Regions from separate parts of the Homo sapiens genome. Here region 1 is linked to region 2. The links are chromatin contacts, found by Hi-C or POLR2A ChIA-PET in ENCODE. All regions are on one chromosome and are shown on one strand. The core of a region is the stretch at or near the end of the contact, and the rest is flanking DNA. Distances in the headings are between cores, read along the strand shown. Region 1 overlaps CELSR2 (cadherin EGF LAG seven-pass G-type receptor 2). Region 2 holds the start of ATXN7L2 (ataxin 7 like 2).

What was found. Hi-C counts contacts between places; a loop is a spot of excess contacts on that map. ChIA-PET counts read pairs that join two places held with the same protein, here RNA polymerase II (POLR2A). Pooled maps may share reads with other maps.
Region 1: a map of tibial artery shows a loop between it and region 2 (2.1-fold over the local background). The contact joins the enhancer-like site here to the promoter of ATXN7L2 in region 2. A Hi-C loop is called at or near these places in 14 of 168 maps with a recorded cell type or tissue (CD4-positive, alpha-beta T cell, CD4-positive, alpha-beta memory T cell, CD8-positive, alpha-beta T cell and 11 more), 3 of 37 single-sample maps with no recorded cell type and 17 of 50 pooled maps. POLR2A ChIA-PET finds 5 or more read pairs at or near these places in 5 of 52 experiments (CD4-positive, alpha-beta memory T cell, HEK293, PC-9 and 2 more).

The regions. Positions count from the first base shown.
Region 1 is chr1:109,262,075-109,266,541 of GRCh38, forward strand. CELSR2 (cadherin EGF LAG seven-pass G-type receptor 2) reads left to right here. Exons shown (of 34, transcript NM_001408.3): 6 at 213-370; 7 at 732-895; 8 at 1,068-1,193; 9 at 1,537-1,703; 10 at 2,004-2,291; 11 at 2,380-2,554; 12 at 2,794-2,935; 13 at 3,117-3,237; 14 at 3,661-3,844; 15 at 4,031-4,132. Among named protein-coding and RNA genes, the nearest start is that of CELSR2, 15 kb to the left of the region's middle. RefSeq lists silencers at 1,642-1,691, 3,070-3,256 and an enhancer at 1,669-2,651. Within about 2 kb of position 1,457, at least 4 of the 41 ENCODE cell types and tissues checked have a DNase peak (open chromatin) inside an H3K27ac peak, as active enhancers do; they include dorsolateral prefrontal cortex and mammary epithelial cell, where a contact is called at or near this core.
Region 2 is chr1:109,481,745-109,485,803 of GRCh38, forward strand. It overlaps ATXN7L2 (ataxin 7 like 2), which reads left to right and starts at 2,161. Exons shown (of 11, transcript NM_001350175.2): 1 at 2,161-2,336. The coding sequence starts at 2,210. It overlaps SYPL2 (synaptophysin like 2), which reads left to right. Exons shown (of 6, transcript NM_001040709.2): 6 at 1-390. RefSeq lists enhancers at 1,633-2,250, 2,251-2,870 and a silencer at 2,064-2,233.

The DNA.
Region 1 (4,467 bases), core at 207-2,706, 220 kb before region 2:
CGATGCTCTCTGTTCCACTAGGCAGCCGCAAACTTGGACACTGAGGAAGGTAGTTACATGCATAAACCACGTGAGCACACGTGTGTGTATATGCATGTGTGTACGTGTGTCTGGGCATGTGGGTGCACACAGAGGCACCCAGTGTGTGCTGGCCATGAACCTAGTGGGCTCTGTACTCAGTGTCCCCCTTCTCTGCTCTTTCCTGTCCACAGCCACTGTTGGGTCAGACAGGGCTCCCACAGGGCCCATCAGAGCAGAAGGTGGCTGTGGTGACCGTGGATGGCTGTGACACAGGAGTGGCCTTGCGCTTCGGATCTGTCCTGGGCAACTACTCCTGTGCTGCCCAGGGCACCCAGGGTGGCAGCAAGAAGTGAGCAGGGGAAAGGGCCAGGGATGGGGTGAAGTGAGGGCAGGGCCAGGCAGGGAGGGAAGGTGGAGAGGGTGGGCTTTTGGGGTCTCTCTCCCTTTGCCTCTCTTAGCCCCTGCTCAGCCCTGGGGATGGGGTCAAGACTGGGGAATCAGAGCAAGGCCCTGTGGGGCAGTCTGGGGAGGGGGCTGAGTGTTCGACAAGAACAGTTCCAGGTAGGGGTGACGCCCTTCCTGAGCACTGCTCTGCAGGGCCTCTTGGACACCTGCCTACGCCGTTCGTGTCTCTGGCCTGGCGGCAGAGCGAGCGGAGGACCAGAAGCTCCCAGCCCTCCCTTGTGCCGCCACCATCTTTGCTCCCCCAGGTCTCTGGATCTGACGGGGCCCCTGCTACTAGGCGGGGTGCCTGACCTGCCCGAGAGCTTCCCAGTCCGAATGCGGCAGTTCGTGGGCTGCATGCGGAACCTGCAGGTGGACAGCCGGCACATAGACATGGCTGACTTCATTGCCAACAATGGCACCGTGCCTGGTATGGGGGCCCGGGGTGGAGCCAGGCTGGGATCCCAGTGCTGAGAGGAGGGGCTGTGCCTGGTGTGAGGATGCCAGAATGGAGGGTCTCAGAGGCCTCTCTAACTGCTGCCACAGGCTTTCTCTTTAGAGCCCCAGCTCAGGTCCACTGAGCTGCCTTCTCTCCATTCCAGGCTGCCCTGCCAAGAAGAACGTGTGTGACAGCAACACTTGCCACAATGGGGGCACTTGCGTGAACCAGTGGGACGCGTTCAGCTGCGAGTGCCCCCTGGGCTTTGGGGGCAAGAGCTGCGCCCAGGGTAGGAGGGGCGGCTGTTAGAGGCCACAGCCTGGGTGCCATCAACAGTCTGGGAACTGGCAGGGTTGGGGCAGGCACTGGGCAGGGCTCTGCTGAGCGGGGCTGTGGGTGGAAAAGCGTGTCTGGGCAGAGCCCTGAAAGGGCAACACAGGAGACAAAGGGGCCAGTCAGAGGCAGGCCTGGGCACAGCGTGGGGCGGTCCCAGGGCAGGTACGCACTTTGGAGGGCGGGGCTGATGAGGGGAGTGGGCTCTGCCTCCCGTGCAGCCGCCACCGCTGAGCATCACAGCCCCAGGGCCCTCTGAGGCTCCACCCGTCACAGTCTGCCTTTTCCTGCCTCCCCAGAAATGGCCAATCCACAGCACTTCCTGGGCAGCAGCCTGGTGGCCTGGCATGGCCTCTCGCTGCCCATCTCCCAACCCTGGTACCTCAGCCTCATGTTCCGCACGCGCCAGGCCGACGGTGTCCTGCTGCAGGCCATCACCAGGGGGCGCAGCACCATCACCCTACAGGTGATGCATGGAAGGGCGGCTGGCCCTGGCCTGGCCATAGGGCCCTGGTAGCCTCTAGGCGGCTGGACAGAAGTGGCTGGGCAGGTCCTGGGCAGGGGTGGGGACATATAGAGGCCGCTGGATCCGTTGGGAAGGTCAATGCTGCCACCTGTTGGGCCTGAGGGAAATAAATACGCTTTCCTCTCTATGGCCTCAGCTGGGCAGCGGGATGGGTTTGATGGTCCAGAAAGGGGAACTGTGAGCTGGAGAACAGTGATTAAGGCCGTCTGCTGACCCTGTTTTCTTTCCTCCTGGTGTCAGCTACGAGAGGGCCACGTGATGCTGAGCGTGGAGGGCACAGGGCTTCAGGCCTCCTCTCTCCGTCTGGAGCCAGGCCGGGCCAATGACGGTGACTGGCACCATGCACAGCTGGCACTGGGAGCCAGCGGGGGGCCCGGCCATGCCATTCTGTCCTTCGATTATGGGCAGCAGAGAGCAGAGGGCAACCTGGGCCCCCGGCTGCATGGTCTGCACCTGAGCAACATAACAGTGGGCGGAATACCTGGGCCAGCCGGCGGTGTGGCCCGTGGCTTTCGGGGCTGTTTGCAGGTGAGTGTCCTGCCCTGCCCTCCCATCCCCTCCCCCACCACCTGCAGCCCCGCTCCACTGAGGGCAACACTGCTCCTGTCCCTCCCAGGGTGTGCGGGTGAGCGATACGCCGGAGGGGGTTAACAGCCTGGATCCCAGCCATGGGGAGAGCATCAACGTGGAGCAAGGCTGTAGCCTGCCTGACCCTTGTGACTCAAACCCGTGTCCTGCTAACAGCTATTGCAGCAACGACTGGGACAGCTATTCCTGCAGCTGTGATCCAGGTATGCTAAGGATCCAGGGCAACGGGCAGGTTATCAGGTGCCTGGGGCCACATGCTGGCTCTGCTGTGTGACCTGGGGCATGGGGCATCACACCACCTCTCTGAGTCTTAGTTGCCTACACAACAAAGCCATAGCCAGCTGATAGGATGCTATGTGGAAAGAAACAGATGAAGGGTTTGATGGAAGATGGTGCCAGGGGAGGGTGGGGGAATGAGCCTCTCTGGTCCTTCTGGTCCCAGGTTACTATGGTGACAACTGTACTAATGTGTGTGACCTGAACCCGTGTGAGCACCAGTCTGTGTGTACCCGCAAGCCCAGTGCCCCCCATGGCTATACCTGCGAGTGTCCCCCAAATTACCTTGGGCCATACTGTGAGACCAGGTAAGCAGACCAGGGCATGTGGCAGCAGGTCCCAGTGGCTGCTGCTTCTCTCTGGTGTGTCCCTCAGAGCCCCGAAAGCCTGGCTGATCCACAGCCAGGGTCAGAAGGGCCACATAGGGCTCACCTAGGTTAGGTGGGAGTGGCAGGGGGAGCTCATGCCTACCTGGGTCCCTCTCTGCAGGATTGACCAGCCTTGTCCCCGTGGCTGGTGGGGACATCCCACATGTGGCCCATGCAACTGTGATGTCAGCAAAGGCTTTGACCCAGACTGCAACAAGACAAGCGGCGAGTGCCACTGCAAGGTGACAGCCCCAAGCAAGCCTCCACTGTGGCCACTTGGGCCTCTGTCCACATCTCCTGGGCCCTAGAGGGCAGGCTGTAGGGATGGGTCTTCCTGTAGAGCTGAGGGCCTTGTGCCTTTGCTCTCACAGGCAGGGCAGTTGGCTGCTTACCTTCGTGTGTCTGAGGCGCAGGGGGACCCTGGGCCAATGTGTAACCCATGAGCTCTGGCCTGGTGTGGTGGTGGTTTGCAGCCTGTTCTGATTCTGTGACATCTCGCTGATGGGCTCAACTCCAAAGCATTGCTAGTGTTAATTATTTTGAATACTGCTCCTGAGGGGACCTGAGGTCGGGACCCTCTCCACAGGGGCCACAGCTGAGAAGGACCCATGAGCATCCTGGGAAGAGAGCCTGGCCAGTGACACCGTTCTTCCCTCCTTTCTCAGGAGAACCACTACCGGCCCCCAGGCAGCCCCACCTGCCTCTTGTGTGACTGCTACCCCACAGGCTCCTTGTCCAGAGTCTGTGACCCTGAGGATGGCCAGTGTCCATGCAAGCCAGGTGTCATCGGGCGTCAGTGTGACCGCTGTGACAACCCTTTTGCTGAGGTCACCACCAATGGCTGTGAAGGTGGGGCTCCTGGGATGGGTGGGCAGCCCTCCTTACAGTGTGCTAGGCACCTGCACCCCAGGAAAGCCAGGAAGGGGCTGGTTGCAGGCCTGGGGAGGCCTGGGGAGGCCTAGGGAGGGCTGGGGAGCCTGGGCAGGACAGCAGAGGGAGAGCTGCTCCTGGGTGACCATGTGCTCTTCCCCGCAGTGAATTATGACAGCTGCCCACGAGCGATTGAGGCTGGGATCTGGTGGCCCCGTACCCGCTTCGGGCTGCCTGCTGCTGCTCCCTGTCCCAAAGGCTCCTTTGGTAGGTGTTGGAGGCCCCGATGTGATGTCGAGGACATGGCCTCTGCTGTTAGTGGGATGAGGGCAGGAAGCTCCTGGCTGAAGATCCGGGGACCCCACTTTCTGGCCTCCAGGTCCTGGGATTTCATTTCCCATCTTCCTTGGTTCACATTCCCCCTTCCCCATGTTGCCCAGGTGTGCCTACATCTTGGACTGTTTTGTTTTGTTTTGGTTTGGTTTTTTTTCTGGGACAGAGTCTGTCACTGTCACCCAGGCTGGTGTGCAGTGGCGTGATCTCCGCTCGCTGCAACCTCTGCCTCCCAGGTTCAAGCAATTTTCCTGCCTAAGCCTCTGGCC
Region 2 (4,059 bases), core at 911-3,410:
GCCACCCTAAGAGGAAAGGCTACTTCACCTCATTACCTCCAGAGGGCTGGGCAGGGCCAAGTGCCTCATAGGACTCATGTTCTCTCCAACCAGGGCTGGCATCACTGCTTTGCAAAGTGGGGCCTGAGGTAGAAGAAGGTGTCTGGTTTCTCCAGCTGCTGTAGGAGGCTAATGGGCAGGGTACTTGCCCTTTGTCCCACTAGACTCTAACCCAGCACCAGGGTGCCCACCTAGGACCTTTCCTGGACATGAGTTTCCTTCACTATCATAGTCATGAGCCTCCTACTTCTGGGATTGCAGATCAGGGGTGGGGGGAGAATGTTGCATGTTGTTTTCTGGTGCTTGTTATTATATATTTGAATAAACAGTGCTGCAAGTACTTGCCATGAAGGATCTGAGACTGGAGTCCTTCCGGGGATTTATTTTTTCTTCCTCTCCCTTGCTTTAAGTTCTTGAACCAATATCAGGACTTTCACCAAGATATCATTCTACTGCTTTCCACTGTGCACCCCAAGCAACAAAGTCAGACTCTGTTGCTTGGGGTGCAGAGAGGAGAGCAGTTATTCCTAGCAGGCTCTGGTCTAGTGACATCTCCTCTTTTGGTGGCACCCAATTAGACCAAAGTAACTGGGACTCATTAGCAATTCTGGAGCAAACTCAAAAGGTGAGAGATAGTGGCTTCCACAAAGCTGTTTCCATTTGTTCTCCTACCATCTGTGACCCAAACAGGCTTCCTGTCAGGAGTTGAGGGCCATATGCTTCACTTTCTTAACTATCAGCTTCTTGTTGAACAAACTTGCACCTCTATCCCTCTTCAGAGAGTCACACACTACATTTACATCCCCTAGAAAAATACCTTGGGTACAATTGAACATTTAATTTTTACCTGATTCCTGGATGCCCTAGGGATCATCTGTGGGTCTCAGGTTGAGATTCCCTGCCCTCAGAGATTATTCTTGAAGTACTTACACCTTCCCTGGATGAAAAGGAGAAGAAAATCTGAGGTCTTGCTCCCCAACTTGTTTTCCCCTTAGCTAAAGGGTCAAGCGTCGGGGGTGAGGTGTGAGAGGTTGAGGAGGAAAAAGGATTAGTATTACTTTTTTAATGCGATGGCGGCGGGGGGGGGGCGGGAAATGGAGTAGGCAGACTTTTGTCTGATTGTGTGAGGGTGGGAAGAAATGTTATCAGCTGAGAAGATGAAAGAAATGGATGATTAAGGTACTTTCCAGACCTTAGCAAGGAAGATGACAGCTCTGATGAGAAATCTCCCTATGCCGAGGCTTCAGAAGCAGCCCTTCCAGCAGAGAAAGTATTCATTAGAAAAAGAAGGCAAAGTGATGGATGGAGTCAGGGTCCAGCCAGGGTTTGGGAAGAGGCTGTACAGGGTATCGATCGCAGTTCTCAAGAGAAGAGAGACAGATCAGCAGAGATGCTGCAAACACCAGCTGCCTCGGGGCCACCCCAGTTCTGGGGCTGGCTCTGGCTCGGAGACAGCCTTCTGTCATCCTGTCATCATGACAGGTGATCTTGGTCAGCTTGGCCAGGTCCTCTCAAATCCAGACAACGCCACGCCAACCCTCTGCTCTGCATCAGGGCAGCGTGGGTTTCCCACAGAGGAGGCACGACACGGGAGCCGAGGCCCTCCCCCACACCACCCCTGTGTCCTTCAGCACCTCCTACAGACTCCCTCCCCTTGCCCTTCTGATTCACAGCGCCCACCTCCCTGCACCTACCCTATTCGATCTACAGGGGAGCGGAGTCGCTTCGTGGCCGCCAGCCCGGGAAGGGGCGCCAGCCAGCTGGCGGACGCACGGCTTAGAGGGGCGTCTGGGCAGAGAGGTTTGGGGCTGGGGAGAGATGCAGTGAGCTTGGGAGAGTGGACTGGTAGCACAAATAATGTGTGCATAAGGGTTAGAAGAGGAGGTCCTGGAGCTTTGGTCTTCTCTTTTCCCCCTGCAATTGTGCATTTCGGAGGGACTCTTGCTGCAAGCTCGGTAGGCAATAGCATCCGCTCCAAGACTACACTTCCCAGAAGGCTGTGAGTGGGTGGGGGGGGGGGGGGCGCGGGGAACAGGCAACCTGTGTTGCGCTTGCGCAAAGACTGCGCTGGAAAGGCAGGTGGGGAGGAGGGGAGGCGTGCCCGCGACGGGGCGAGGGGGAGGGGGCCGCGCGGCGGCGGCGCCAGGGCGGGCGCGCGTCCGCGGCGGTGATGGCGGTGCGTGAACGCGCGGCGGCAGCAATGGCCGCTCTGGAGCGGCGGGTGCCGAGTCTCGATGACTTCGCGGGACAGAGCTGGAGCTCGTGGGTGGAGCGGGCCGACCTGCCCGCGGCTGACGGTGAGTAAAGCCACCCTAAAGTCCGGGGACCCCATCACTATCTCCCCTCCCCCCTTCCGGGCCCCCGCCAGCTGAGGGGAGCCGCCGACTGGAGCCGCCGTCCGGCTCCCCGGCCCCCCAAACAAAGGACCCGCCGGGTCCTAGTGCCCGCCCGCTCCGTCACCTTCGCGCCTCCGGGTCCTAGCGCCTGCTCACCGCTCGCAGCCCACCCTGCCAACCTCTGCCTCTGCCAGTCGCTAATACCTGCCCCCATATAGGCTTGCCTTTATCTTTCTCCTTGCCTGCTGCCCCTCAGCTCGCGACCCTCCTGCACCTGCCTCCAGCTTTCCCTGTCCGCAACAGTCCTCCACGTGTTTCCCACGCACCCCACTTCTGTGCCCCCTTCCTCACCCCCCTTGTTCCTTCGCCTTTTGCCCCACACCTCCTGCTCCTTTTCGGCATTTGCCTGCAGCTGCAGTGCTTTTAGACCCCCGCCCTCTCCGCGTTAGTTCGTCCGTCCATCCATCTATCCTCCCTCCCTCCATCCTTCGGTCCATCCATCCATGCCTCCAACCCACTGTCCTTTCCCAGGCCTCTTGCCCTGCCTCTTGGCTCTCTGCTCTTACTCTCACCTTCTCTAGGCCCCTGAGTGCCTTAGTGAGCGGGCCTACAGCCCCTTCTTCTGATCTTTGTCTTCTGGGCCCCAGGGAGCACCTGGCCTCGTGGCCTTTCGGGGTGACAGCAGGCATCACGCCCCTGAAGAAGTTTGCAAGTGAGAAGAGGTGGAGGAGGAGACTGCACGGAGGGGTCTCTAATGACACTTGTTCTCCTCTGAGACATCCGACTCCCAGTTTCGTTCTATCCATCATTCCCCGCACTTGCATTTAACGGACTTAGAGTGGGAGCTGCCCCTTGTCTCTTGCGTGCCTAACCCACGACCCCTCATAATCTGGATATTATATAAGATTGTCAACAATCTTCTCATCCTAGAAAGGAGCATATCTGTTAATGGGCATCAGAGAGCAGACCTAAGTGGGAGCCCAGGCCACCCTGGGGCTGCCCCATGCTGGGTGGGCAAAGATGGGGCCATTGTCAGGGTCTGGGTGCATTGAGAACCGGAAATGGAGTCAGACGGGTTTGGTGACTCAGAATTGATTTTTTTTTTCCCAAGGGACAGGGAGGGGGCGTAGAGGAGGGAGGGGGGAGGAGAGAGGTAGGGGGATGGGGAAAAAGCTGCTTTGCACAGCTAAGATGTTTTTGTCATTAACCCAGAAACTGAGGTACAAGGGCAACCCCTGCCCAAAGGCCCTCTAAGAAGGGGAGGGACTTGCATAGCTGACCAAGGAGACTTTGAAGATGCTCAAGGACCAAAGACAGCAGTTTCTCTGCTCTGTGACCATCCTATCAGTGCAGGACCTGAGAAGCTGGGTGTAACTTTGACAATGCTATGGTAACCCAGGTGGAGCAAAATTGAGTTCATGGGGGTGGGGACCTGGGAGAGTATCTATTTGGGATGCCACATAGTAGCAGAAAGGACCCATCGAGAAATCTCAAGAAGAGACTCAGGGACTTATAGAAACATTGGTTAAGGACGGTTTCCCCTTTAAATGGGGAAGCAGGCCCAGAAAAGAGATGATACTTACCCACAATCACCCAACTAGTTAGCAGTGGAACCCTAAACTGCACCTTGAAGTGAAGGGTCCCATAAGAAAGGTGGATGGATTCTTCTTAGTGGGGCCATCTT